Linked DNA regions of Mus musculus: regions 2, 3, 4, 5, 6 and 7 are each linked to region 1. A link is a loop called in an ENCODE intact Hi-C map of the cell type or tissue named here. Cell type or tissue: heart. All regions are shown on one strand.

Region 1 (4,000 bases):
CAGGGATAACTTAGGGCAGGGGGCAAGGTTTAGGAGCATCATTTGGTGTATATGAGAATCTCCTCCATGGGGGACATAGATCTTGGGGGACAGTATTTAGCGTTTGAATACATAGCAGCTGCAGTCCAACCCCTTACAGGAGACCCATGATCCGGTGCTACGTTCTGTGCTTCAGGCATATTAAGTAAGGATGCAGAGTCCAGAGCACAGGCACACATGTAAGAGAGGCTTTGCCCAGCACTGGTGTGATCTCACAGAATTATCTCTAGAACTGGGCGAGACACACAGCGTCCACAGAGGGGAGAGGAGGTGACAGTCTAGGCAAGCATCACTTGAAACAAACGTACCCTGTGCTCTTGCTAAGTGGGAAGGCACCAGCCTGGGAGTGGACAAGATCACAGGTGAACCCCTCGAGGCACAGGGATGGCAATGCCGCCACTGAAGGAGGTCCGAGGAGGGAGGACAGGATTTAGAACTACAGCGTCAGCACTGGAAAGAGGGGGCCAGATCATGTGGAGAGGCAGAAGCCCTAAACACAGTGCTTTGTCCAGACATTGAAACTTGCTTCACGAAGAAAGGGAAAAGATCTGAGGGTGCTGCCACGTCCCTGTAATCCTAGCCCCTGGAGAGTGAAAACAGGTGTACCGGAAACTCTAGGCCAGCCTCACGCATACAGGGAACTCTATCAGGAAAAGAGGGGCTGAGTGAGGGCTCTTTGGGTAATAGAGCTTACTAACACAGTCATGAGGACCTGAGTTCTAATCCCTAGAATCCACGTTTTAAAAAAAAAAAAAAAAAAAAGCCTGGATCCGTGTGTCTGCGGCCCTGGGAAGGAGAAGGAAAAAAGAATTGCTGGGATTTGCTGATTGACAGCCTAACTCCAGATTCAATAACAAACCCTGCCACAAGGGAGTAAGTAAGACCGAGAGTTATAAACAAAGCAAGATGCCCACTGCTCTCTTCTGATCTCTGCATGCATGTGTGCAGATATGCCACAAACACATATGTCACACACATACCAAAACACAGTATGAATGATTTTCTTTGAGGACTTGGCCACCAGCTTCCTTGTCTACCCTGGGACTTGTGGGCTCCTTTCCGACATACTCTTCTTGGACCCCAGGAGTCAAACCTTAACAGTTTGCCCTGACTCTCCTACAGGTAGCAGGCAACACGAAATGTCAGGATTACAACCAGCTGTCGAAGGTGTCTCCTGGCTCTGGTTGTGTTTATTTTCAGCAGTGTGAGGAGGTCTTTTCTGTAAGATGGAAGGTCTTAGCCATTTCCACCTTTCCGGGGAACAGGCCTGGAAACGTATTTATGTCTAAGGGTGTCTCCTCGGAAAGTCTTGGTCACAAGCCTAGTTCTTTGTCTGATGAATATTTTTGGAAGGTCCCTACCCCGTAAGCTTTCTGTCCACCCCCGTGAAGCCCCGTGAAGCCAACACGTCGGATCCCTCCCTTTCAGGGTCCTCATGCCCTCCTCGGTGCCACATCAGCCTTGAGACGGTGGTAAACTGAACAGAGGAAGGCAGGGCTGCAAGGGACAGTGTCAATGACTGTCTTTGTCCCAGCTCAGAGAACCAGAAGAGAAGCTGGAGAAGGACCACAGTTACATAAGGAAGGCAGCCAAGCCAACCAAGTCAAGCAGTTGCCTGACAGAGAGGGGCAGAATTCCTAAGGCTTGCTATAGGCGTCCCAGCTCTGTGTGCAGGGCGGCCTTCCGCCTCTAGAGGGCAGCCTCAGCCCTCCTTCCCCACAAGGGGCCCTTCCTGTCACCTCCCTTCATCCATTTTGGAAAACCTTTGCTGAGGGACTTTTGTTAATGAAGAAACAACATATAAGCTTTGCAACACAATGGCTTTGGATCGCTGTCCCTTCTGGTAGACAATGGAGCTTCCACCGTATAGAATCCAAACCAAAGAGAAAACATGGCTTGTGGTTACAAGTGTTTGTCTTTTGATCATTTGGTTGGTTGGTTGGTTTAATTAGTTTGTTTTGTTGTTGTTGTTGTTGTTAACTAGAGTTCATACTTATTGATTAAAACACTTAAAAACAGCAAGATAAAAACATTAAATGAGCCTCAACGCATCTTTGTATTTAGGCATAGATAGGTCATTTTCTTTTATTCCTCAGAGCCTTCATTCAAATGAAAGGACTGTAAATAGACTTTAAAAAACAAAATGAAGAAAAAAATCTAATATATGTATTGGTGGTACATGCCTACAACCTCAGCCCTTCAGAAGCTGAGGCAGGAGGGTCATGAGATTGAGGCTGACTTGAACTGCATGTCGAATCCAAGGCCAGAAACTTCATAGCAGAGGGAGGCCAGTCTCAGTGATAAACAGCAGAATCTAAGCCAGCTGTAGAGCTCATGTTAGAGCTCTTGCCCAGCATACACAAACATTCAACTCCCAACAGAAGAAAAAAGTTCAATCTCTAATACACACTTTCACACTTTAAAGGTATATGTCTATTACATAGACATAAATATCTTCTTGGAGTATTTATTGTGGTTAAGGACAGATCTCCCCACTGTGACTGTCCAAAGAGGTAACCAGAACCCACACCTTGTTCTATATCTGTCCGGAATTTTTTATAGCTTTTAAAAAAGATATTTCCTTTACTTATATTTCAAATGTTATTCCCTTTCCTGGTTTTCCCTCCGGAAATCCCCTTTCCCATCCCCCCCACCCCCCGTCCCCGTCACTAACCCACCCACTCCTGATTCCCTGTAGGGGCATCGAGCCTTCTCAGGACCAAGGGCCTCTCCTTCCATTGATATCCAACAAGGCCATCCTCTGCTACATATGCAGCTGTAGCCATGGGTCCCTCCATGAGTACTCTTTGGTTGTTGGTTTAGTTGGGAGCTCTGGGGGTACTGGTTGGTTCATATTGTTGTTCCTCCTATGGGGCTGCAAGCTCCTTCAGCTCCTTTGGTCCTTTCTCTAGCTCCTCCATTGGGGACCTTGTGCTCAGTCCAATGGTTGGCTGAGAGCATCCACCTCTTTATTTGTCAGGCACTGGCAAAGCCTCTCAGGAGACAGCTATATCAGCCTTCTGTCAGCAAGCACTTGTTGGCATCCATAATAGTGTCTGGGTTTGGTGCCCAGATGGGGCAGTCTCTGGCTGGAATTCTACATTAAACTTTTCCTCCATGTTTAATTACGGCTTGCCTCTACTTCCGTGTCCAATCCAATTTCAATGTGCTGTGTGTGTGGAATGAACTCGCCTCGTTCATTCCTACACAGGGTTCTATGCAGGCTCATAGAAACATGTTACACATCTTAAATCATGCCACATCTGTGTAAAGAAAGAATAAAGGACATACCCACCCATGATGGTGTCTCACACCCTCTAGAGGCAGGATTGATGTGCAAGGCCATCCTGGCTGCACGATGAGATCCTCTTTCAATATCTCTCCCAAAGAAAAGGATAGAATGAGGAAGGGGAAAGGAAATAGGGAGAGAAGGGGGGAGGAAGAGGAAAAGGAGAAGGGGGAAGAATTCAAAGTTAGTCTTATCTGCTATATGGAACCTTGAAGGGTTAAAATTGATGTGCCGTGTATTTAAACATATATCTTTTAACAGCTTTGAAGCTGAAGTGTCCGTAAGTCTCACATTAAACATGACAAAATATAATGTAATAATCCTTTAACTTTAGCTTTTTGTTTGAGTTTTTTTTTTTCTTTTTTTCCACTGATTCAAAGAAAACTTTCCCAAAGTTCCACCAAGAAAATCTTGGGACAGTTCCCAGTTCCCAGCAGCCATATCTTGTAACTATAGAAACAAATACACAGAAACTGAGCGCCATACTCTATAAGGTAGGAAGTCCTCTGGTATCACTTACCCCACATTGAGAGCTCTGGGTTCAAATTCCCAGCCCTGACGTTTTTCTTGCATATTTACTATAAAAGGTAACATTAATAAATAAAGACTTCCAACTTGGTTGATGTATATGATGGGAGGCAGTAAAGAAACCACTGGAATGGCTGTTCCACA
Region 2 (4,000 bases), 320 kb before region 1:
GCTCTCTGTTACTTTACTGAAGATGTGCCCTCTAAACTCTGGGCTACAAGTCCTTGACTGACATAGAAGCATTTTATTCTGTTGGTAGTGAAGGGCTGTTGGTAAAACCTTGATGGACTCGAAGGTCACAGCCCACTTCCCCCCAGGCAAATGAAGCACTGTGGTTTCCATAACAGGCAAGAACATTAGCAGGGTAATTACAGGAGCTACTGGAGACCAGCTAAGAAAGAGGTTGCCAGCCTCTAGGTGGACCACAACGATCACATTCCCAGATCCAGATCATAGTCACCATCTTGTTTTGCTAATAGTTTTGCCCTCTCTTCTAATCCTTTCACAGAAATTAACCTATGTGGGAATCAGGCACTCGGCACCTGCAACTTTGCCTACCTTCATTCAACCCCACAACCATGCAGTGCCCCCCTTCAGATCTTTAACAGCGTGCACGTGTGTGTACGTGTGTGTTCGTGTCCCGGCCAGAGGGCAGTCCTGGGTACCATCCTCAGAAACGTCCCCTCCCAACTCCTTTAGGTTAGTGTCTTTATTAGCACAGCTCCCGGACCTTGACAGTTAGGCCGGAATGTCTGGCGGCTGAGCCCCTCATCGACTGTCTCTGCCTCCTTTGTGTTGAGGTCACAAGCTTGCCCCACCACGTGGAGCAATTTTATGTGGGTTCTGGGGAAAGAACTCAGGTCTTCATGTTTATGAAAAGAACACTTCACTGACAGAGCCATCTTCCCAGTTACCACTCGAAAATTCCCACGAAAGCTTAGGGGTGCTTTGGAGACAAAAACATATATAGCCACGTGAGACATACAACCATATATTATCAGGGAGCTCACAGAAGCAATCTTTGTCTCTGTGTTAAGAGGCTGATCATGGAGCCAGCACTCCCACCACTCTCACGGAGGAGCTGGGCACGATGGAACTCACACTACTGAGCCACAGCGCCTGAGGCCAAGTCATTCCTCCAGAGGCCAGTGTAACTCAGAGAACACTGATGGAGAAAGCTGCCCTGAGGACAATTAACTCCAGGCGTGGTAGCGCACACAATGCTAGCGAAGCCTTGTTAATCAAGAGAAACCAAGAGAACTTGCTTTCCAACTCAGGAACGACGGGAAAGCGGTAGTTCAGAGAACGCACATGACTCTTGGCTCTTCCTGAAGAAGAGCCTGAAGATCCTTTCTCACCGTCCCAGGTTCTGATCTTCTGTCTGCACTTCCATAGGAATGACCTTCAAAGTTTCCTGTTTAATGAATGAATGTCCACAAAGGCGGGAGCTGCTACCGACAGTGTCTGAATCACCAGGCTCTGCATTCAGCAACACTTCCCGTGCTGAACAGCCTCGGCTCCGGTCTCACTTGTCAGCTTTTATTAAGTCCACATGGCGTGAAGAGCCAGCGCTGTGAGGGGCACTTGACCAAGAAAATTAAAGTAATTTAGCCCTCATCTAGTAAACCGTCGGTAGGGCAGGCCTCCAGGCTGTTAGATTTTGCTAATTTAATCTCATGAAGATGGGTAAATGATAGGGATAATTTTTTAATGGAAAACTAGAAAAATTAAAAATATGAAAATGGTATTTTTGCATTACAGAAAGTACATTCAACATTTTTGGTAGATTTGATTTTATTTAGAACTAAATAGTATTCAAATGTAATGCTAATTTCAATTCCTGTAATTTTTACAGGAGTTTTAATAACTGGAATTTGGAGCAACGAATTAGTTGCGCTGAGAATGAAGTTGCACTTTGGAAAGTATGCCAGCAGGTGGCAGTGTCTGACAAAGGGTTTTTTAACTTTTTGCCTTTTCCCTTCCCCCGCAGCAAATTCAAGTCAAAAAAATAATTAGGCATCGCTTATTTCTTATTACTACAGAAGCAGCTGGTTCAATCCTTTGGAAAAGAAAAATAAAATGATTATCTTCAACTGATTCTCTAAATATCCCAAATTGATTTCAATAAGTCAGTATTATTTTTTGGCAATATAGATTAATTTGTACAGATGAGAATAGTTTTATTCGTGTGTGTGTGTGTGTGTGTGTGTGTGTGTCTTTTATCACTCTTTCTCTTTATTTTTTGAGTCAGAGCCTTTCACTGAACTAGAGTGACTTGGTTGGGCTAGCTGAGCAGCGAGTCCCAGGCATCCTGCTGTATTGTCTCCCCCAGAGCTGACTCGGCTGGCAGGGCACACACTGTTGCTTTTTTATTGTGTGCTTGGAATTGAACTCAGGTCCTCCTTGTTTTATGGCAGTCACTTTACAGCATAGCCAGCTGACCAACCCTAAGAACAGCTTTTTTTCTTTTTAAAGCTGATTGAACAGAGGCATTCTCTCAATTCTTTTACAGGCACGAATCTTCAATAACATCCCCAATCGATTTTGTTATTATTTCAATTCAATTGACTTGTGTGCCAAACAAAAATTGGAGTGTTTCTGCCACAAATCTCCTTAATCTTTCCTTTAAGAACTAACAAACAGATAAAAATAAAATTAAAAACTGAGGTGAGATGCACCTGCCTGCAATCTCCTTACCAAGGAGGCAGAGGCAGGAGCATGACTGCAAATTCAAGGCCAGCCTGGTCTACATAGAGAGTCCCAGACCAGCCAGGACTACACACTGAGACCATGCCTAAAGGTAACATTTTCTCTTCTTTATTAAAAGGTAACATTTTCTCTTCTTTATTAAAAGGTAACATTTTCTCTTCTTTATTAAAAAGAAAAACAAGAGAAGGTAAAGATGTTAGTGGTTAAGAGAGAATTCAGAATCCTCACTCTGTTTATTCTGGTTGGAATCCCAGCTGTGTTTTCTTTGAATATTAAACTGTTTTGACATTTTTTTTTTCATACTGTCTTCTGTCTTTATTATTTAGATCAACCATATCTCAGGAGCTGTGCCTATGTATAATGTTGCATATCCAATGTACATGCATGTCATAAAACGATGCCATTTCACTCAGCAACCATATCAGGCAGAGAGTAAGGAGGAGTAGGAAATCGAGGACTCTGCCTCCCCAGACCTGGCACCCTGCCTGAGGACATGGGGATAAATGTGCCACAAGTTTCTGAAAAGACTCAGATGACCTCTGCTGCAGAGCAAGGACAGCAAGGTGAGGAAGATGCAGAGTACAGAGGTCTAGAAAGGCACTGTGGCCTTATTAACCCTTGAGGGACTCGTGGCTCATGGATCTGCAGGCTCATTCGAGGCTGGGCAGCAGCAAATGAAACTGTGGAGACAGTGAGAAGAGCTGGGTGATGGAGTCATTGCAGTGGGACTCAGAGTTGGCCTGTTGTATGGGAAAGGATGAACGGATGGGGAAGCAGAGAGATCTTCTGGGCCGAGAAAGCATGAACAAAGACTTAAAACTCATTTCAGGACATGGGGAGTCACTGGAGCCTCACTAAGGGGCCAAAGCTTAGCTTTAGCATGCCTTCTAATCCCCATTTTACATGCAAGGACACCAAAGTTTAGTGCAATGGAGCCATTTGCCAAAGGCCACCAAGACAAGCAGACAAGACACATTAATCAGGGCCTACCTTGAGAGCCACAGGAATAACTGTAAAGATGGTGTCGTTCTTACGTTTTTGTTTGGAAATGTGGAGGTGAGAGAAATTGGGCAAGAAGGTACAATCTAACTTTCAAAATAGATAGTTAGGTAACAAAACAAATAAATAACAAACGCCTGAATGTCTGGGGAACATGGCTTAGCTCGTCAAGGGTTTCCCTCTCAGGCACCAGGACCTGAGTTCAAAACCTAGAAACCATGTAAAAGTTCAGTGCTGCAGCAGTTGTGACCCCAGGGCTGGGCTGGGGGGGTGGGGATCGGAGACAGCTGATCCCTGCACATACTCGGTCAGCTGGCCTAGCCAAATCCACAAGCTCCAGGTTCAGTGAGAGACTTGCCTCAGAAAACAAGGTAGAGAGCAATAAAAGATACCCAGTGCTTACCTGTAGCCTCTACATGCGTGCACACATGTACATGAACAGGTATGTGTACCTCATCCCACA
Region 3 (4,000 bases), 240 kb after region 1:
CTTCTGGATTTCCTTCTGTGACAACCCCCACTCCCCACTTCGTTCTTTTCAGGTACACATAGATCTTCGAAGAACTAGGACCTGGGTTCAACAGAAGCATCCTCTAGCCACAAGTCTGTCATTAACATGCTCAAAATTGCAATACTGTGGGATAAAGTTACTGGAAGATAACTTGCCATGGATATGAAATTTTTTGTTGTTAAGGAAAAGTCTTATAGCTTAGCTTCTTGCAGTGCAAAACAGATACTCAGGGAGCAGGCAGATAATGTGTTGTACAGAGCTCTTAGAATGAGTTGGCAGATACATGGAAAATTGTGTGAAAATAATTGTCAAAGGAAATTTTAGTTCAGTCATTCTTTGTCACTAGGTGACACCCGTGGAAAAAGGATTAGCACCCTATTAAGAGGTCTAAGGATGGTGCCATTGCCCTTTAAAACAGAATGTACATACTACCAAATGCCAGCTCTGAACCAGAATAGGGCTCTTAAGCCCTTTAGGATGCAACTAACCCTCCCTCCCTCCCTCCCTCCCTCCCTCCCTCCCTCCCTCCCTCCCTCCCTTCCTTAATTAGAATAGAGTCATTGCAGATATAATACAGAGGACCCAATCTGATAAGGTAGGCATCCCTATTAGAAGAGGTGAGAGGGATGTGGGAGGAAGATTAGACAATGGAGTGCTGTACCTGTACCCAGGGAACAAAAGGATTGACTGCAGACTTGAAGCTAGGAGAAGCATGGTGCATTCTCCATGAAGATTTCAGAGGGAGGACAGCTCCAGTGAACAACTTCAGACTTCTGGCTCCAAACCACAAAAGCATTTCTGTCATTTTAAGCCATCCTGTTAGTAGTTCTGGTAGTCCTAGGGAATGTTTTGGGGGATAAAATTACATTTCCCCTTTCCCTTCCGTCCCTCTAAACTTTTTCATAGACCTCTATTGCTCTCTCTCAAATTAAGTCTCTTTTATTAACTGTTAAGTATATAAGTGTGTATACATATGCGTTCTCAAATGCATTAATTAGTACAACCCTCAGTCTGTATGATGATTTCGGGGCTGCTCATTTGGTAGTGTGTAACCTTCCCAGGGGAAGATTTACCCCATTCCTAGCTTCGGCATTCCTTAAGTACCCGTGGTTCTTTGTGTAGGGTAGGAGTCTCTTTTCACAAAGGGCTAATGCTTGAATTAAATTTAGCCTTTAAATGCTGGTAGAAAATTTTTCTTTAGCATTATTAGAACCAAACCAAACAGCTGCTGACTGGACAAGGAAGGCCATCGACTTTAAATTTTCTCCCATGACCAAGTGTGGGAAAGAGAGCATACAAGCTGTATCTTTTAGGCAGTGTGCACAGTATGTACTGATGGGTTAATATTTTATTGCTTGCCAAGTGGCTTAACCCATCCAAACCGCTGTTACAAACTGCCATAAAGTGGCTGGCTCATAGGCTACAGAAACTTGATTTTTACTGTTCTTGTGACTGGGAGGTCCAAGACGAGCACAGCTGATGAGAGCCATCTATTTCTAGTTCATGGCTGGCGTGACCTTGGTATGTTATGCTTGAGAGGGCGTAGGCACCTCTTAATAGGGCATTCATCTCTTTCCCGTGGGTGTCACAGTCATCTCGTGACCCAGAAAGTTCCTTAAAGCCCCACCTCTTAACATAGGAGTGTGCTGATGAACGCCATTCAGATGACAGAATTAGGTTGAGAGGGAGGTGGTTTCATCTGTTAATGTTCCAGGACCTGGGGACCGTGCCCATCAAGTCAGGCATAGACATCCAGGCCAGGCGAGAACTGGCCAACTACTTTTTGAGTACCAAGATTAATAAGTGTGAGGCCTAGCCGCCGGGATTATAGCGAGGCACACGCGGCTCTGGTCGCTCCCGGAGGTCTGGGCCTCGGCGCAGATCGCGTCCCTCAGTTGAGAACGGCCATGAAGCCCAGAGGCGGCTGGTAACTAAGGGCTCCGCTCCGCTCCCGGATGTGGCTTCACGCTACCGCCTCCGTCCTTCCGTCTGGGCGGAACTCGGCTCCCGGATCTGGTGGTTGTGTACGTGGAAGGGCGGCGCATGCGCGGCGGGGCCCGGCTCAGCTGTGCGGAAGGCTCGCAGCGCCGCGCGGCCGCGGGAGGCGGTGGGGCCGGGGCCGCCGCTGAGGCCGCCGGAGCCGGCCGGAGCCGGCGCTGAGGAGGGGCCATGAGCTGGTTCAATGCCTCGCAGTTGTCCAGCTTCGCCAAGCAGGCCCTGTCCCAGGCCCAGAAGTCCATCGACAGGGTCCTGGACATCCAGGAGGAGGAGCCGAGCGCCTGGGCCGAGGCCATCCCGTACGGCGAGCCGGGTAAGCGGGTCCCGGGGTGTCGCGCCTGCCTGCCTGCCTGCTGTCGGACCCCAGTCCCGCACGCCTCGGCCCCGGTGCGGGTCCTGCTGACCTCAGGTGTCAGCTCGAGCTCTGGTCCTGGCCCCAGGCCCCTGACTACAGAGTCAGGAGCACAGCCCCAGATCCCCAATTGCTAGGCGTCTTCCGCCTTGGCGCCCTAGGTCCGAGCCTTGTAAATCCCCAGTCCCGGAGCCCCGCGGGAAGCGTTTAAGGAACACAAAAGACTTTGTTTACAAAAAGTTCACCGTCTCAAAACAACCCGAGTCAGGGATGGTAGACCCCGTGTTCTACAGAGGAGCTAACCGAAACTCAGAATGCATAACTTTCTCCAGGTGAGGCACAGTCTGTACGGGGCAGAGTCCCAAGAGAATTTGTGCTCCAAGAGTTCCCAACTGTAGCCCTTTTTGCAGCACCAGATCTTTCAGATGAACTGAAATTACTCTTTCCAGGATTATTCGGTTGCTTGTGTCTTTACGTCTAAGGGAGTCTGGAGCACTTTTCGTGTGTAGCAACAGACACTGGGGCAAACCTTTGGATGAAAGTTAACTGTGGTTTCTGGTTTTAGATGTACATTGTTGAAAACTCGGGACCTAAGTTGAATCATTGATAACGTAGTTTATGTATGACTGTAGATATATCGTGATCTTATTTCATTCTCTGTGGCACCTTGCTATTGGGAAGCTCGCCTTTTTGTGGTTGGACCCCAGAGCTGGAGTTACTAAACTTAAGATCAGATGTTTCAAATAAAAAGATACTCATTATCCCCCGCCCCGGGCGAAATCTGAGACATGGATAGTGCTGTATAATTTATTTTAGAGGGCAGGTTGTCTGAAATGGAATATGCTTTCTTGAATGCTATTTTCATTGATCATCTGTTGTGTTTTAGATTACAAAACAACATGGGTCTGAAGAATAGGAATAGTTTAAGTGGATGTGTGGTTACTATAATTTTGTACCACATTTTTCAAGAGGCAAAGTTAAACCCTGGTATCCGTGAGGATGCTAATTAGCTACCTCGAAGACCTAATCTTGCCTTAAGCTTTGTTTTCTGGTTTCACACACTGAACAAATAAATGTAAAACTCTGTTCCCAGTTCAGTTTCCCCAACACTCTTCATTCCTCATAGCTGTGGAATCACGTTAAGAGGCAGATTTTATTAAAGGGCTTCTTGAGTTGTTTTTTTTTTTTTTTTCTTCCTCAGGAAGTCTGTGTACCCTTTCCATAAGCTTCTAATTGCAGAGTTTTGGTAATTTTGCTATCTTAAAAAATGTGGAAAAAATAATTTGGGGTTTAAGAGAGGGGAACTTGCAGACTGGTCATTAAGTACATAAAAGTGAATTCATTCACTAGAACTCACTGTTCTCATCAGTTTAATTATGATTTTTGAAAAAGACTGTCTCTATTATCTCAGGTTAAGTTTTGAGCATTGCTGTCTGTTTAGTTTATAATGTTACAAGAATAAAATGAGCGTGTGGCTGGATAGTGCTGTGACTGCATGTGCCTGTTAGTGAAGATTTGAACTGTCTTTGTGAGATGAGCCATGTGCCTGGGATTTCACACTGGCTGTACAGCCTTGATCACTACTTTAAGCATGTATTCCGAGGGGCTAGCATACTTGCTTTGGCCTGG
Region 4 (4,000 bases), 270 kb after region 1:
TATAATGATATATTTTGAGGAAATTGGAAATAGCTATTACAGTAATACAGAACTCAGTCTCATTTTAAAATTCCATTTCTTGCTTCCTATGAGTCTCAATAACTCCTTAATATATGTTAGTACCTGAAAGAGCCCCATGTAGATAGCATGCCAGTGTGATTAGTTTATTTTTGCCATTAGGTTAATCTGTGTTTAGCAAACATTTCACCTACTTCATGTACTTGGTTTTAACTGTATATCATTGCACCTCAAGCTCCTTTTAAAGTTGATTCAAAATAGCCATAATTACATGTTTTGCTGTAATGGGAAGCTGCATTTCCTGAAAAACAACGAAACCGGTAGAGTACCAACTAAGCTGAAACAAACAGTCTCCTAAAGTTGTGCTGTGGTCACGTCACACAAGCGCCCTGGTTCCATCGCCTTTGCCAGGCTTACTAGTGTGGTTAGTGGCTGAGTTAAGAGCACTGGTACTCTTTCAGAGGACTGAGTTCAAGTCCTAGTACACACATAGCAGCTAATAACTGTAACTCCGGTTCCAGAGATCTGATGCCCTCTTCTGGCCGTGTGTGCATACACGCACAAAATACCTATACATAAAAATTTTAAAATGCATTTTAAAAACTACTGTAATGTTCTTTTGTTCTTTAATGTGTGTTTGGCACATGTAAATGACATGCTAACACAATACATACTGAACAGGATATATATTAAACAAATTATATACATATTAAACACATACACATATAAAACACAGCTGGTCTGGAACTTGCGACATAGATCAGGCTGGCCTCAAACTTACAGAGATCCATTTGCCTTTGCCTTCCAAGTGCTAGCTAGGATTAAAGAAAGGCCTTCCCTAAAGTGCCCAGCCCATGTGTATGTTGTATGTTACTGGGGATTGAACCTGGGGTCGTGCACATGTTAGGATAGCACTCATCTCCGTGGTCACTAAGTTGTCTGGGTGTCTTGAACTTCCTTTTATTTTTTATTTTTTTTAAATTTTTTCCATGACTCAGCCTGTGGAGTAGCTGGAACAGCAGGCCTGTACCACCAGTTCTGGTTTCAGTTCTCATAGTAGCTTCTTAAAATTTATAAGACATGTAAGCCTTGTGAACTGAATGCATCTGAGCATGTTTATTTTGACACCATTAATATAAGCTGGGTCCTTTTTTTCATTTATTAGTATTGTATAGGAAGGTGTGAGTATCCAGGAGGTCAGAGAACGAGGTCAGGGAGTGGGTTCTCCCCTTTCGTGGTAGGATCCTAGGATTCAACGTGGGTCGTCAGGCTTGCTCCCACAAGCGCTTTGAAAACTCTAAGCCACCTGTCAGCCCTTGAACCCTTTAATCATAATTTAATGGCTGTCTCCCCCATGCTCCAGAAGGCATGCTGGAACTGCAAGGTGTCAAGAATGGAAGAGAATGGGAGATATGCATACACGTAATCATCACCTAAACAAGCAGTTAGAAATCATCATGAAATAGCAAAAACGTAAAAATTAAACAAGAGTAGCCATTGGACTTGGACACTTCATGGACAGGTACAATTCCCTGGAATCTACAGTATTTTCACTACCCACCAGAGAGTGTCCCACTACATCCAGTCTCATTTGAAAATCAGGGCAGCAACTTCTGCTCAGAATGGGAAAGCAATAAAATTACAACCCTGAGTGATATGTAAACAGTCCCGTAGTCTGCCTGCCTACTCTCTGGTGCTGGAGACCTGCCAAGCGCCTGGAGGAGCAGCCAGGGACTTGCACCCCGGTGTCCCACGTCCCGGAGGGGATGTAGGCGGGTGTCCCCAGTGGATCAGGCTGTGGGTCACAGGGTGTCCGTAACCTTGGCTGATGGGTGTCCAAGAGTGCCTTCCAGACTCTGGTCGCTGGGTGTGGTCAAGGCATTCCGGTCCGCCCTTGAGCCCCGGGCCAAGGTGTCGCGGCAGCTCCCGGGCGCCCCCTGGCCCGGCTTGGGCGCCGGAGGTTTCCGGTTCGCGGCTGCCGGCGGTGACGTCTCGTTACTCCCAAGCTGCCGCCACTGCCGCCGCCGCCGCTCCCTAGTCAAGCTGCAGGTGGGCCCCGCGCCTTCCCCGCCTGTTCCTGGCCGGCGCCTGCACCCCCGTGGGCCCGCAGCCTGACTCTGGGACTCTGATCCCAGCCCGCGGCCTTCAGCTGGTTACCAGGAGTTGATCGGTGGCTGTAGGCTAGGGAGATGCCCAGCCAGGCCTGCCCTGTTGCCTCGATCCCCATGCTGGGGCGGAGTGGCTTCTCCAGGCACACCTGGGAGCCGAGCGTCTCCTAAGACAGCTGCTTCCCCAAGCACCCGGGGCAGGGTTGGCTGCTGCCGGGCGCGAGGGGCTGACTCCGCTACACAGGGGAGGGGTTGACGTTCCGCAGACAACCGGAGGATCGCCACAGCAGGATTGCCACTTCGGCGCCTCAGGCAGCCGAGCTCTGTCTGAGCTCTGTCTGCTTGCCTACCTTGGGACTTGATAGTCTTTGAGTCCCAGATGCACTTCATCTGTCCGCTGCTGGCTCTGTTGCCCAGCAATGCCCTAAGCCATTCATGTGGTAGTCCTAGTAACCCCAGCTCTCATGGTTTACGGCGTTCAGATTTTTACCTTTTTTTCCTCTTCTCTTTTTAGGTCCGTGAAAATCCAATCAAGCCACACACGAGTGGAGCGCGATTGACCGTTTTGTGCAAAAAGACGCGGTAGCCTAACCTACTAAAGCTTTCATCCCTGCCAAGTCTTGCCAGAGAACTCAACTCCGGGAAGGCTTTCTGCCAGGCCCTGAAGTTGTACTTTCATGCACCACAGGGAACCATCACCCAGCATATGCAAGTGGGTACATGCCCTCCCTTGCAAAAGCCAACTTTCTGATCTGCTCCTTTAGATTTTCCCCACGGCCAAGGGTTACTTTTTTCCATGAATGGTCAAGTTTTGTTAACCGGCAGAACGCATTGCAGAGCTGTGGATTTGGATACCCGAAATTTAGGACCTAGTGCTCCAAGCCGCGACCTAGAAGGTTAGTCCAAGGGCTGGGTGGCCTGTTGTGATCCTGAGGTTGGCACTGGTCCAGGCAGCCCCGGGAATCAGAGAACAGGATTACTGCAATGAGAACCAGGAACAGGCTTTGGTCCTAGGAATGTTTTCTCTGCTAATTATCCTGTTGGTCTGGATTGAGTGATGTGGTGTGAAGCGGGCTACCTCCTTCCTGCTCACCACTAGTGTCTGCTCCGTGGGTTACTATGTCCAGGGGACCCTGGGCTCTGACTTTGCTTTGAGAGACTTAGTAGTGTTCATTCACTGAGGAGAATCACGCATCTTCATCTCCGGGCTTCTGGCTAGGGATTTGCTGGTCATTTTTCTCTCTACGTTGTTCCTTTATATTAAAATAGTAACTAGTCTCTTGTGGCATGCTCTTAAGGTAACGTACTTTATTTTTCTCAGGTTTTAGGCTAGCCAAAGCATCAGCAGCTTCCGGAGGGGATTCTGAGGACTAAAAAGGTCAGTATTTTCATTATTAAGCAGTTATTGTTTTTTATCAATATGCATTTTTTTTCCAGAGGCAGGGTTTCTCTGTGTATCCCTGGCTGTCCTGGGACTCACAACTGCCTGGCACTCAGTATGTATTTTTTATTAGATATTTTCTTTATTTACATTTCAAGTTTTACCCCCTTTTCTCATTTCCCCTCTAAAAACCTCCCTATCCCATCCTCCCTCCCCCTGCTCACTAACCCACCATGCATTTTTTTAATTTTATAAAATTGCTAGTAATTTACTGTTAGATCAAGGCCCCTTGGGTTTACAAGGGATAGCAACATAGCCTTCAGGGCCTCCAAAGCAAGGAACCCCTTTAATTACTTACTGGGCAAAGGATTTGTTCCCATGATCATCACTGTTTTAACCTTATGACCCCAATAGGCCTGGAACTTGAACAGAGCATTGTATTCATAAACATCAGTGAAGGCTGATTTTGAAAGTTGTGTGGTCCTTCCAGTCT
Region 5 (4,000 bases), 110 kb before region 1:
AGCCGTGAGCCCACTCTGAGGTGTCCACGGGGAGGGAGTAGAAAGCACGTTACCACGACCTTCCAACCATCTGCATTGCCGCTGATGAAGATGAAAGAACACACTTATTCTTCCACGTTGAAATAAAAGTGAAATGGCCCAAAGGTGACAGGATACTTCCATTCTATAGGGGTTCTCTTCCTAAAGAAAAATAAATAAATAAACTAAAAAGAAAAGAAAAAGGAAAAAGATTTAAAAGTAGCACCTGTTCTGTGCTTTAGATGAGTTGCCTATGTGTTGCTCAAATTTTGTACAAGCATTCTACTTGTGAATTTCTTTTCTTTAAAAAAAAAATCTTTGTGTATATATAGGGAGTTTTGCCTGTATGCATGTCTGCGCACCTAGTGCATACCTGGTGCCCACAGAGGCCAGAAGAGAACTTGAGAGTCCTTGGGACTGGAGTTCCCTGGGATAGTTGTGAACTACCATGTGGGTGCTGGAAGTCAAACCCAGGTCTCCCGGAAGGGCAAGTGGTAGTGTGTGGCATGGGCATCTCTCTAGCCCCAATTTATTTATTTATTTATTTATTTATTTATTTATTCATTCATTCATTCATTCATTCATTCATTTCACAGTTGCCCCAATTTATCTATCTATCTATCTATCTATCCATCTATCTAATTCACAGTTAAACATGTAACTAGCTTAGGCCTAATGAACAGGCGAACAAAGTTAATGATTGAGATTTAGTGATTTTGTTTGTTCTTTGACAATTTCATAGGTGTGTACAATGTAGCTTGATCATATCAGACCCTTTCCCTTCTTTCTCTTTTTTTAAATCTGATCTCCCCAACACTGCCCCTTTCAACACTAATGTCCTCTTGTTCTTTTTAAATAACTCGCTGAGTCCAACTACTGCCGTCCATATGTGCACAGGCGTGGGGCCATCCACCAGTGCCCTGGTTCTGAGCCTTCCGAATGCTTTAATACAGTGCTTCATGGCACGGTGACCTTCAAACATAAAATTTTGGTGGCAACTTCATAACTACAATGCTGCTAGTCTTATGAATTGTAATGTAAATATCTCTGTTTTCTGATGGTCTTTGGCGACCCCTCAAAGCAGTCATGAGCCACAGATTGAGAACTGCCTCACTAAGAGACAGTCAACCTTCCAGAGGCTACGCCCCTGAAGGAAATGGACTCTTCCTTCCCCGGCAGCCAGCACCTGCAGGAAGCTCCTCGTCTAGGACTGGGTATCAGGAGCCTGTCCTCACTTCATGCCTGGAATTTTGACTGGCTTGTAACCCTGACTCATAGTCTTTCTGTCCCCTTTTCCACCATTCTTCCCCTTTGCCTTGGGGAAGGGGTAGCCTTGGGGTAGGGTAAGATTAATAGAAACAGACTATTCGGGGCTTGAACCCTGAACAACCACTTAATTCTCAGCTCTCTGACCAGCTGTGGATGGGATATCGCAGGGAAGTCTAAATGCCCACTGGGTTTGATATCCAAACTCTTCTCACAGAATCGATATTAAGGACTGTGGGTAGCTCCATATCAGGAGTCACTGGGAGAAAGGCAGAGCTGGTCTTCAGGAGGGAAGTGGCTCTGTAGCTGCCAACCACCTGGCCACTGTGCTTCACTAACCCTGACTCGGAAGCAGGAAGCAGGAAGCAGGAAGCATCGTAGGCTACGTGAACCCTTCATTCAGGTGTTCCTACTTCTAGGCTTTATCTGGAGAACTAGAAGGAAGGCCCGGAAGGAATTCGGCTTTCAGCAGCACAGCTTCTAACCTGAGGCCGACAAGCACTTTGTTTCAAGCTGGAAGAAGAGTCTTTAACATTTCATTTAATTTGATTACTAATTAACATAGTTTTAAAATTTAGCGTTCTCCTTAACTACAGTCATGATGGCAAACAACGGAAGGCTGCTTACCAAAAACCACAGGTTTGCAGCGGCTTTGGCAGGGAGCTTGGTAGAGGAAAGCTACATCTCCCTGAAGTCTCCGTACTGAAGGGAAAGCAGGAATGCACAGGCTTTCCTTCCTCCAAGGATCTGTATGTTACATAGTGGGAAGAGAGCTTAAGAAAGAGCAATCGTAGCTATGTTCAAGCAAACTGGAGTGTTAAAGGGAATTTAAATTACTTTAATTGCAAGAACTTTCAGACATTTAGAAAACGTGGGTGAATTGCCAAAAAAAGAGGATAGAATGTATACATATTACATAATGTAAACTTTTTCTTAGTTATTTTATCCCTAGACCCTTCTTTCATGAAATCCTGAGTCGGGTTAGCCACACTTTCTAACAGGCTTTTTGAAGACTTTTAAATAGGAATTCTCTAGGTCCACCACTAGGGGTCAGTCGTGCCGCACCCAGCGCTACCCTGGTCCTTTCCTATCCTGACCAAACATTCACCAAGTGCCCTCTACACACCTGAGGCTGGCTGGTGTTTTCAAGTATACATTACTAACGTTCAAGGAATGCATAAAAAGAGGTTTAGGAGCCCTCGAAACCGCCTCACTTTCAGACCCACCCCCAACCCCGGCCTTGAATCTGAACCCTGAGGGGTTCTCAGCCATATTTCTCCTAGGGACAAGGCCTTTCTGTCATTGCAGGCTCCAGGAGCACCTCGTGGACCTCACAGGTGGCCACTGAGGAGAAATTCCTCAGACACGGCTAGAACTGCACTACCTTCTCTGGTTTGAGCTTCTGCTTGCCTGTCAGGCCTGGTTGGCCACTCTGAGGAAACTTCTGAGAACCATGGTCAGAGTCCCAGGCCTGACTAGAACTGATATGCCTAAAGTGAGGCAGCCACCCTCCCTTTCCATGCCAGGACAGACATCATCAATCTCCCACAGCATCCCTTGGTCACAGAACTCAAAATGGTCTCAGGATCCCTTCCTGATTCAGGCAGACATTACTAATCAAAAGGCTATTAGTTAACATGACTGGGAAATTTCGCCTTGAAGGTTATCATGTAAGTTTCTTCCATGTTTTGAACCTTCTCTGGTGATTTGATTTAATTTCTCTAACCTTCTACGGGGACCACACATGCATGAGCAGAGAGAGAGAGAGAGAGAGAGAGAGAACATGGGTCATATATGGTGGCACTGACAAGTAAACCCACCCCTGGGGAGCCTGAGGTGGGAGGCCCTGGAATTCAAGGACATGTCTCAAGAAACTGGTGTTTTGTTTTTTTCTGACCCGCAGTAAAATGTATGTCTCGATAGCCCCAGCTATTTTTACTACAGCTTCCCCATGATGCCCGACTCAGGTACCACACATAATTGAAACAGGGCTGCTGCTGCATCCCTGGTCACAGGTCCAAACCTGGGTCACCCTGTGGCTTACCTTCTGGATTCCTGATACTGTCATATGACACATATCTCATTTTAATTATCAAGTCCATGGTACTAGCAGATTCTGTGAATGAAGTGCTGAAAAAACCGTGTGTGTGTGTGTGTGTGTGTGTGTGTGTGTGTGTGTGTGTGTGTGGTGTGCTTCCAGCAAAATCTATGTCAGGTATGAGAAGCAGCTGCGATGGTGGACTTTTAGCCTCTCTAGCATCTGACAGCCCTGTTTCTATTGAATGCTGAGCACATCCTTAGTATTTCAGAATCAGAGGCACGATGGCACAGTTACTAGACATGGCTTCTGAGGTGAAGTGGGGCCCCGCTTCTTGCCTTAATTGGAATTAGAGTCTCTGGTGACTTACTCTTAACACCCATCTCCTATGGCTCATTTGTGTGGCCACTGCTGCCACTGCAAAGATTGTGTGGGGCTGGGAATTTGATAGTATAATTACCAGACATTTATAGTACCCGTAGGTGCTACAGTGAAAGATGAAGACAAAGGCAGCCATGTACACTCGAGTCCCAAGAATTCAGCTGTGAGATCTGACAGCTCGGCCCCAGGACCAGAATTTAATTTACAAATGGAGCATTAAGGAGTGAACTTTCCCCCCATGGCCAGTGCGCTGAGCTGGGGGCAGAGCATGCTTCCAGAACTGGCTTCAGGACATGG
Region 6 (4,000 bases), 89 kb before region 1:
CCCGGCAGTGTCCAGCAGACCATTAGCCAAAAGGAACACTCTAAGTTCCAATCCTGAATGGTTCTGTTACTTCAAAAGGAATGTGCCAGCGATGCCTCCAAGCCCCTTTCCATACCAAAATGTCCTCCTCATTTCACCTTCTTCTTGCTTCCATGTTTTATCTCCTCTCTCTGTTTCTCACAATCATGTCCAGGGTCAGCCACAGCCTTTAAATGATAAATGAATGTTATTGGCATGTAGCCATGTTCATGTATGTAAGTATTTTCTCTACCTGCTTTTCCGACACAGTAGTAGACTGGTTACAACTGAGACCATTTTTTTTTTAAATTATGGAAGATCCAAAATATTCTGAGCCTTTGAAGAAAGGTAGACCCCTAATCTAGGTCAGTAACTCTGCAGTCATACAACTACAACCTCTACCTTCCCCATGCCCTACCATGGCCAGGAGTAAAATCCTGATGTTTGGAAAGGAAAGAACTTCATCTCAGTTATGTCCACTTGCAAGGAAAAGAGGTAGGTGACTGTCCAGCCTCCACTTGTACCCAGGGTAGATGCTGCTGGCCTGCCACATGCCCCAGCCCTTCTTCTGACTGGCTGCAGCACAGGAGTGGGAAAATATCCCCCCTCCCTCGTCCAGGAGATGCTATCAGATCCGAAAAGTCATGTAAGACGACTATTAAATGTAATGGGTGTCATCCTACCTGAGATGGCATTCCTTGTGAAGTCAAGGTGATGAAACTAATTTTCTCTCTGCTTCTTTAGTACAATACCATATAGACTATGAGTCATATAATTAGGGACTATGTTGTACAAAAATTCCTCCCTTTAAAAAGTAGGCTCATTACCATGAAGTGCCCATAACATGAGAAACACGTAGAAACTAAGCCCCACTGAGAATGTTCTAGAAACTCAGCTAATACTGGCTTTACTAAATGGCTACATTGGTAGAGCCCCTGACTGTGTTTATGTTCTTTCTCTCCTGCTAACTCTTACAGCCTTTTGTAAGCAGGCCCCTGTTGCTGATTTATAAGGGGCGTAGTTCTCAACCTCTAAGGGTCACATACCAGGTATCCTGAATATCAGATATTTGCATTACAATTCATAATGGTAGCAAAATTAAAGCTATGAAGTAGCAACCAAATAATTTTATGGTTCAGGGTCACCACAACAGGAGGAACTACATTAAAGGGCCACAGCACTAGGAAGGTTGAGAATCACCAATACAGGGTAAATGCCTATGTGTGCTTTGTGTAGGGTCTGGTCATCTATGTTACCTTCATCTGCCACAAACCATATTCACGTCATAGACAGTTCAGAGATACCCTCAAACAACATGTTCATGTACAAGTGCAGGTACTTGCTCTGGAACCTGCAGTTCTTGGCGATGGGTAGGAGCTAGTTTGCACAGGCACGCATCGGCTGTTGTGGGGACCTGCCCCAGACTGCATTTGCTGCCAATAAGCAGCTGAACAAGCTTCCTTTGAGCGGGAGGTGATAGGGAAGTCGTGAGTGAGGAGGCGGCTTTGCTTCACAGTTTCTGGTTTCTTTTTTTTTTTTTTTTTCTCCACAAGTAAGTGTTTTACCAAGGAGATAAGGCGAAGCCATTTACAGGACTGGGAGAGTCTCTCCCGCTTCCTAGCATTAGCAGTTTGATGGAGAACTGGGAGGAGCCAGCCCAGCCGGCAACTCTGGGGAGGTTGGAGCCCTGTGCAGTTTGGCATCCTGACAACCAAGTTGTAAACCGTGTGTGTGGGCTGCAATCCAGTGTGGGGCTTTCCAAGAACCACTGTTCATCGAACCTGGAGCTGCAGAAGCCGAGCCAGAGAGACTGTGCGTGTGCCGTTGGCCATTTAAAAGCCGTAAGCCAACCTTGGCAAACGCTTTGACTCTTGGCACCTTTGGCTCTTGGCTCCTTAAGCCTTTTTGTGTTAAATTTATGGAAAACAGGGTAAAAAAAAAAAAGCTCTCCCAGGGAACAGAGACCTTCTAAATACTGTTTTAAGCTTTGGGGTTCATGGGATCCCAATGAGATTAAGAAAGTGATATTATTGATATATCTCGGGACAATAAAGAGGAAAAGGGAAGGCGGAAGAAGAGGGAGGAGAGAGAGAGTCAATGCTGTTGCTTTGGATTAGAGTGAAGGACTTAATAATACCCAAGGTACCACACAACTAAGTTAGTGAAAATGCAAACATATTATTTGAAGTCACATCAATTTAAAAACTGTTCCTAGTAATATACTGCATATGAGCAAGTCCAGTTCATAAAGGGACAAGGTTAAAATAAAATTATATTTCAGTGGAATGCCAAGGCACTAGCAAGCCTTTTACCCAGGCCAGAGAGCAGATCACCATGAGGTGCTTCATTGTCAGTACAAAGGAAGGAAGAACAGAGAAACAGGAATGAGCAAGAAGCTGTGATGTATCCCAGAGCAAGGAGGCCAAGGTTTGGGGGTGCTTACTGCCTTCACTGGGGTATCCCTATGTTTCCAAAGAAATGGCCCTAAGAAAGATGCTGGCTGTTCCTGCCACTCAGCACCCCTGTGCCTTCTGAGAACAAGAAAGCTTGACTGGGCCAAGTATTCCCTCCAGACTACTACTGATCAAGTTGTACTTCAAGAGGCTGTCAATCATAGCACCCCACACTCCCGTACTCTCTAACAGTTCTTGCATCTACACACGTCCCCCTTCCTCACCTGGATCAGATGATTACGATTGTCAGTCAGCACATCTCCCATGATTTAATTACTAGCTGCCAGAAAGGAGCTTGCTCTGGTTCCCCTCTGAGTTTGAGCCAATGGGGGCATGAGTTTGTGACACTGTTCATCCTGCTTACCTTGTAGCAGAGTGAGTACAATCGGCAAAGACCGCATTCAAGGGGCTGAATGCGGATGCAAAACAAAAAACAAAAAACAAAATCAAAAAAAAAAAAAAACAAACAAAAAAAACCAAGCAAACCAAAACTACACACAGCAAGACCAAACAAAACAAAATTACACACACACACACACACACACACACACACACACACACACATATACACACACACACCAAAAACAAGTCAAAAACAGGAACAAGTCAAAAGAGAAGTAGGTTCTTGGCATCCACAGGCTTCCTTTGCCCTCCTGATCCCTTGCCTGGTCTTATCGGTCGATACATTTTTCTCTATTAAATTAGATAGTGCTGTGTTTCCTTCACTTGCAGCTAAGAGCTCTGTCAGAGATACTTCAGCTTCTGCACACGGGCACCCACGGTCCTCCTGTGGGTTGCTAAGCCAAGTTCGACTTCCTCTCAGCCCCACCTGCAAACTTGATGGAGTGCAGCTTCCCTGTAGACTTAGTGATAAGCAAGGGACCCAGCAGGCGAGAGGGTGATCCCAGCTTCAGTCCTTTTTGGTAGGCACCCCTGACTGTCACAAGGCTTTTCTTGTGCCTTCTTTCTGGCTCTGTGGAATTTTGGGTTTGAGCTATCTGACTCAATCTGTGGGCGTCCCATAAAAGATATCCTGCGTGTCAGATATTTACAGTATGATTTATGACTAGCAAAACTAGAGTTGTGAAGTAGCGACCAAAATAATTTTATGGTCTGGGGTCACCACATGAGGAATTGTATTAAAGCAGCATGAGGGAGGTTGAGAACCACTGGTCTAAAACATCACTCTCTTAATTTCTCACTAAGTTTTGGGTTTACAAAGTTTTGGGAAAACAGGGGTGATGATGATGTCGATGAAAATGATAATGATGATGATGTTGACAAGATGATATACCTAATTCATAAGCTATGGTGATTAACTATTGGCAACTTCATAAAAGCAAATCAATATATACTAGATGAAGATATTCATGATCCTTCTATTTCTAATATTTCCAATAGTAGGGTCCAAGCTTTTTGTCCTTAATATTAAAGAAATTGATTTTTTTTGATTCTTTGGTTTGGGTGGTGGATACATGAATAATCTAGTCTCAATACCAAAGGTATAAAATTGAATGTGAAACTTCACA
Region 7 (4,000 bases), 140 kb after region 1:
TGTCTCTGCCTCACAGCTCACTGTAGGACCACTAGATTACAAATGTGTAGCCGACTACTGGAATACAGACGTGCAGCTCTGTCACTTGGCCTTCTCTGCCTTTTCAAGATCCAACCTGAGCTCCTCACTGTCAGGGGGCAGTTGCTTTACCGATTGAGTCATCTCCCTAGCCCCAGACCCGAGGTGCATTCATTTAGCCACTCAAATAACAGTACTGAAATAAACATCCCAGCTGAGGGTTGATTCCTGCCCCCAGCTCCTAGAATTTTCCCCCCTCATTTAATCCTCACAGCAAGGCCACCACAGTTAATCCCAGCCCAAAGCTCTTGGATGTTAGTCTTGTGCCCGGTGTGTAGTTAGAGGCACTTAAGGCGGGGTTCCAGAGACAGCCTTTGTGAAGTGTGAGTTCCTTCCGTTCAGAGTGCACGGACAGGTAGGCTACACTAGAGACCTGAATGGGTGTTTTCCACCTCCTCCTCCCCCCTCAGCTGTCCGGCAAGGTCAGGGCAAATTATACCTGTGAGTATTCAAGAGTGAGTACCACCTTAAATCAGACACCCTGGCACCTCCCTAACTCATGCTGCGTCAGGTCATGCTGTTGGCTCCAAGACAAGTCACTGCCTTTTCTGCACACATAAGAAAGCAAACAAGCAAAAGATTTAGAGAGAGGGGGGAAAAAAAAAACAAGAGGGCAGGCAGTTAAATTTGGAAAAGAGTTCTAAGTGCCAATTTTTTTTTTTTTTTTTAAGAATTTATCTCTCAGGCATCCTGGGAAAATTTTAGACAGAGCTGAGAACAAAACCATTCAGTATGGGAAGTGTGTCCTGTAGACCTGAGATTCCTAGGCGACTGGAAAATGAGGCCAAGACCACTCCTAGGGTTTGGCTGAGGAGAGAAGGTTTTGTTGTAGGTGTGAGGGAGAGGACAGCCAAAGGCATCTGGAAGGGTCCAGACTGAACTGGGCCACGGTCGGGGATGGGAGGCGAGAGAGGAAAGGAGTGGCAAGCGATCCAAGAGAGGAACCAAGATACTAAGAGGGCATGTAACTAAAATGGCTGAGTTATATAGCGATCAGAGGCTGGGGGAAGGAAAGCCCAATCCGCGGGCTACAGAGGTTTAGGGGAAGGAGAGGGGGAGGGGCGAGAAGTTCAGGGAGAAGCCACAGGCTACTGAGAGGTAGCCAGAGTCAGCTTTGATATGTTAATAGGCACCTCAGGTAGCCAATTGCCCTGGGTTTCTTTGAGACCTAACATTAGGCAAACCCTCCTCTGTGCAAGGGCAGCTGGGACAGTTCCGAGTGAGAAGTCTGTGCAGTGAGGTGTCACACGCAGATAATGTCCTTCCTGCCTTTCCCGGGCACGGAGAGGTGCCCCGGCTCAGTGCATAAGCCCTTCATCTGGACAGAACCTTCTAGACTAACTAGGACCAGGTTTCTTCTAATCGTTGGGCTGGGTCTGGACTTTCAGAGCGTACAATATTGGTTAAGAAGGACACCTAGGGGCCGTCCCGGTTTACTGCAGGCAGGCACTCCTAGCTGCCCTGGATTCGGGATTCTCAATATTGTATGAACAAGGTGCTGTAGGTTACAGGGAGAAGGAAACAAACCTAACGAAAGCCCAGTTTCTAATTTCTAACCCCCAACACTTCTGATTACTCGCTGTGCTCTTGGGGGAGTTGTTTGGGGGGTTAGAAGCATGGAGAAATGTAGGGATTCAATAACATCTAACTCTTAATAACGTGTGCCTCAGTTCTTGGGACAAAGTAAGCCACGTCTTGTTATTGTTTCTAATGGGACTCTGCAAGGAAGAGAGTTAGTAACATTTAACAGCATTAAATTTAAACATCAATAATGTAAGACTTACATTTTTAATAGTCACTGAAGACCACAGTAGAGGTTTATAAAAAGTAAAGTACTTTCTCAGGGGGAAAAAAAAGTCAAACAAGCCAAACTGGCAAGATTTTTTAAACACAGTCTTTTAGAAAATCAAAATTAATTTATACATACACACAAATTCTGCTTTTTGGTTTTTTTTAAATTTTTTAAGTAAAGACAGGCTTGATGTGACTGGTTTTTCCTTTGCTTCAAACAACAAATGGTTTGTCCCTGTCTGGTACTGTGCCAACATATAACAAGAGGGCCCAGTGACATCTTTGTTTGCTTTAGATACAAGAATGAGAGCCCAGGATAAATGCTCAGACACACCAAAGGTCACATAATCAAGTACAGAGGAAATCACCCCCACACAGGAGCATCCTGGTGCAAGTCACCTTTTAAAGGGCATATGAAGAAGGACCACAGCGTTGGGGTGATCACAGGGCCTCGTGCATGCTGGGGCTGGGGCTGCAGCACAGAGACACATGCCAGCTGGGCATGGATCTAACTCTGCGCAGTCATGTGTGTGAAGGGAGAGAGAAGGAGACAGAGACACAGAGAGACAGAAACAGACAGGGAGACAGAGAAAGAAAGACATAGAGACAGAGACAGGAAGGAAGTGGAGGGGGAGGGAAGGGGAGGAGATAGAAGAGGGGGGAATGGGGAGAGGAGGGGAGGGGAGGAAGAGGAGGAGACATAGAGTCTTACATGGCCAAAGCTGGCTTCCAACTTGTGTAGCAGAGAACGACCCTAAACTTGTAATCTTCCTGCCTCTACCTCCTGAGTGCTGGGATTAGAGGTGTGTGCCACCGGGCTTGATTCACTGGTGCTGGGGACAGAACCCAGGGCTTTACACATATTGGGCAGGCATTCCACCACTGAGCTACATCCCCCCACCCTCATACTATTACTTGTTGGCAGAGATTTGGGCTCAGAGCTTTCTACCGTAGGCTGTCATTTTACTGGCCATGTGGTAGAGTTTACTGGTGATGTGTTTAACAAACAGAGACAAAGACCCAGTTAGGTTTGAATTTGAAACAAGCAAAGGGTGAACCTACATGGAGTGCATCCATGTCCCCAGTGTGTCCTCTATTTTATCGCCCTGTCACCCAGGCAACCTGATGGTTTAGTAAATAGAGCTGCAATTTCAAAACGGTCTGGATCTCCCTGGTTAGTTTTGGCAATTCCTCTAGGCTCCACCCAACAGCTACCTAGCAACAGCTTGCGCAGCTGCTTGCTTGGTACTAATAGCCAAACTCTCCCCTCCCCCTCCCCTTCCCCCTTCCCTTCCCCCTCTTCCCCCTCCCTTTCTCGCCCCTCTTCTCTCTCCCCCTTTTCCCTCTCTCCATCTCTCTCTTCCCCACAAGTTCATGGCCATCCTCTTCCTCTCTCCTCCCTCTTTGTCCTTCTTTGTCCCCCTCCTTTCCCAGGTCCCCTTCCCGTTCGCACTTGGCCCGTCACATGGTGGTGATTCCTCTGGGGAACACCTCCGGGCCCAACGAGACTGTCCCTCTCGCCCCTGCCGCATTATATTATGTTTTATAAAACACAACAGTTAAGACTCTCATTTCTGTGCTCTTCAACAGATCAGCAAGTGTAGATGGCTTTTAACAGAGTAACGAGATAGAAAGAGGCGTCAGAAAGTGGCTCAGTGTCTTAGGCTTCAAGGCAGGGGTTGAGTTTCTACTGCCTTCACTACCATAGCTGCTTCGGCACAGGAAATGCTCTGCACAGAGTGTGGTACCTGCCCATCCTGCAAATGCTGTTTCTTATACTGAGAGCTCCAGCTCAGGGCAACATAAATTACTTCCTTGGCACAACAACAACCCCACCTCCAAGGATCAACTTCCATTTACAGTGCAATGTAAATTATTGAGAATGTGTGGACTGGGGGCTTTAAAAGTACCTGTAATCACGTTGCCAACCTGGCTCTGAAATATCAGCCAGTTCCAGCTCCTTGGAGCTTAGTAAATTGAGTATGTGGTGAGCAGTTATTTCTTCTAATAATGTGGCTGCGCGCTGATGCAGACAGAGATGTCTCTAGATTCGCCTCCACGTTAGTGACCTTTGGAGGGTTTGGGGGGCATTCGTTTTTTTAATTATAGAGGAGTATTAGACATTAGACCA

The links. A loop is a pair of places that touch in the nucleus more often than their neighbours do. Peaks named below come from ENCODE experiments on the same cell type or tissue, not always from the same donor. Only the 100,000 strongest peaks of a DNase experiment are listed, where the experiment ranks them.
Region 2: it touches region 1 in a loop (8-fold over the local background); 27 of 42 quality-filtered maps call a loop at or near these places.
Region 3: it touches region 1 in a loop (2.2-fold over the local background); 3 of 42 quality-filtered maps call a loop at or near these places.
Region 4: a loop joins it to region 1, with 4 times the contacts of the local background. A loop is called at or near these places in 5 of 42 quality-filtered maps.
Region 5: it touches region 1 in a loop (5-fold over the local background); 38 of 42 quality-filtered maps call a loop at or near these places.
Region 6: it touches region 1 in a loop (4-fold over the local background); 17 of 42 quality-filtered maps call a loop at or near these places.
Region 7: it touches region 1 in a loop (6-fold over the local background); 36 of 42 quality-filtered maps call a loop at or near these places.

Annotation. Positions count from the first base shown.
Region 1 is chr6:97,414,887-97,418,886 of GRCm38, reverse strand. All of the region lies in intron 3 of Frmd4b (FERM domain containing 4B), which reads left to right. Among named protein-coding and RNA genes, the nearest start is that of Frmd4b, 71 kb to the left of the region's middle. In heart, CTCF peaks have their summits at 1,733 (motif pointing right) and 3,367; a DNase peak (open chromatin) is centred at 1,706; H3K27ac peaks cover 399 bases.
Region 2 is chr6:97,738,081-97,742,080 of GRCm38, reverse strand. No RefSeq gene overlaps it. Among named protein-coding and RNA genes, the nearest start is that of Gm24565, 9.6 kb to the right of the region's middle. In heart, a CTCF peak has its summit at 1,739 (motif pointing right); no DNase peak of the experiment used is centred here; H3K4me3 peaks cover 242 bases; H3K27ac peaks cover 165 bases.
Region 3 is chr6:97,177,214-97,181,213 of GRCm38, reverse strand. It overlaps Tmf1 (TATA element modulatory factor 1), which reads left to right and starts at 2,090. Exons shown (of 17, transcript NM_001081111.2): 1 at 2,090-2,332. The coding sequence starts at 2,191. In heart, no CTCF peak of the experiment used is centred here; a DNase peak (open chromatin) is centred at 2,043; H3K4me3 peaks cover 2,506 bases; H3K27ac peaks cover 2,290 bases.
Region 4 is chr6:97,146,899-97,150,898 of GRCm38, reverse strand. Eogt (EGF domain-specific O-linked N-acetylglucosamine (GlcNAc) transferase) reads left to right here and starts at 2,013. Exons shown (of 18, transcript NM_175313.5): 1 at 2,013-2,067; 2 at 2,641-3,022; 3 at 3,448-3,504. In heart, CTCF peaks have their summits at 552 (motif pointing left) and 1,946; DNase peaks (open chromatin) are centred at 1,918 and 3,018; H3K4me3 peaks cover 2,213 bases; H3K27ac peaks cover 2,084 bases.
Region 5 is chr6:97,524,692-97,528,691 of GRCm38, reverse strand. The region is part of intron 1 of Gm46970 (a long non-coding RNA gene); the gene reads right to left. It also overlaps a transcript of Frmd4b not described here. Among named protein-coding and RNA genes, the nearest start is that of Gm25852, 21 kb to the left of the region's middle. In heart, no CTCF peak of the experiment used is centred here; a DNase peak (open chromatin) is centred at 2,482.
Region 6 is chr6:97,504,016-97,508,015 of GRCm38, reverse strand. Gm46970 (a long non-coding RNA gene) reads right to left here. Exons shown (of 5, transcript XR_003956336.1): 1 at 1-4,000. It also overlaps a transcript of Frmd4b not described here. Among named protein-coding and RNA genes, the nearest start is that of Gm46970, 10 kb to the right of the region's middle. In heart, no CTCF peak of the experiment used is centred here; a DNase peak (open chromatin) is centred at 1,725.
Region 7 is chr6:97,275,595-97,279,594 of GRCm38, reverse strand. No RefSeq gene overlaps it. Among named protein-coding and RNA genes, the nearest start is that of Gm32191, 25 kb to the right of the region's middle. In heart, a CTCF peak has its summit at 1,504; DNase peaks (open chromatin) are centred at 544, 1,324, 2,264 and 3,044; H3K4me3 peaks cover 675 bases; H3K27ac peaks cover 2,658 bases.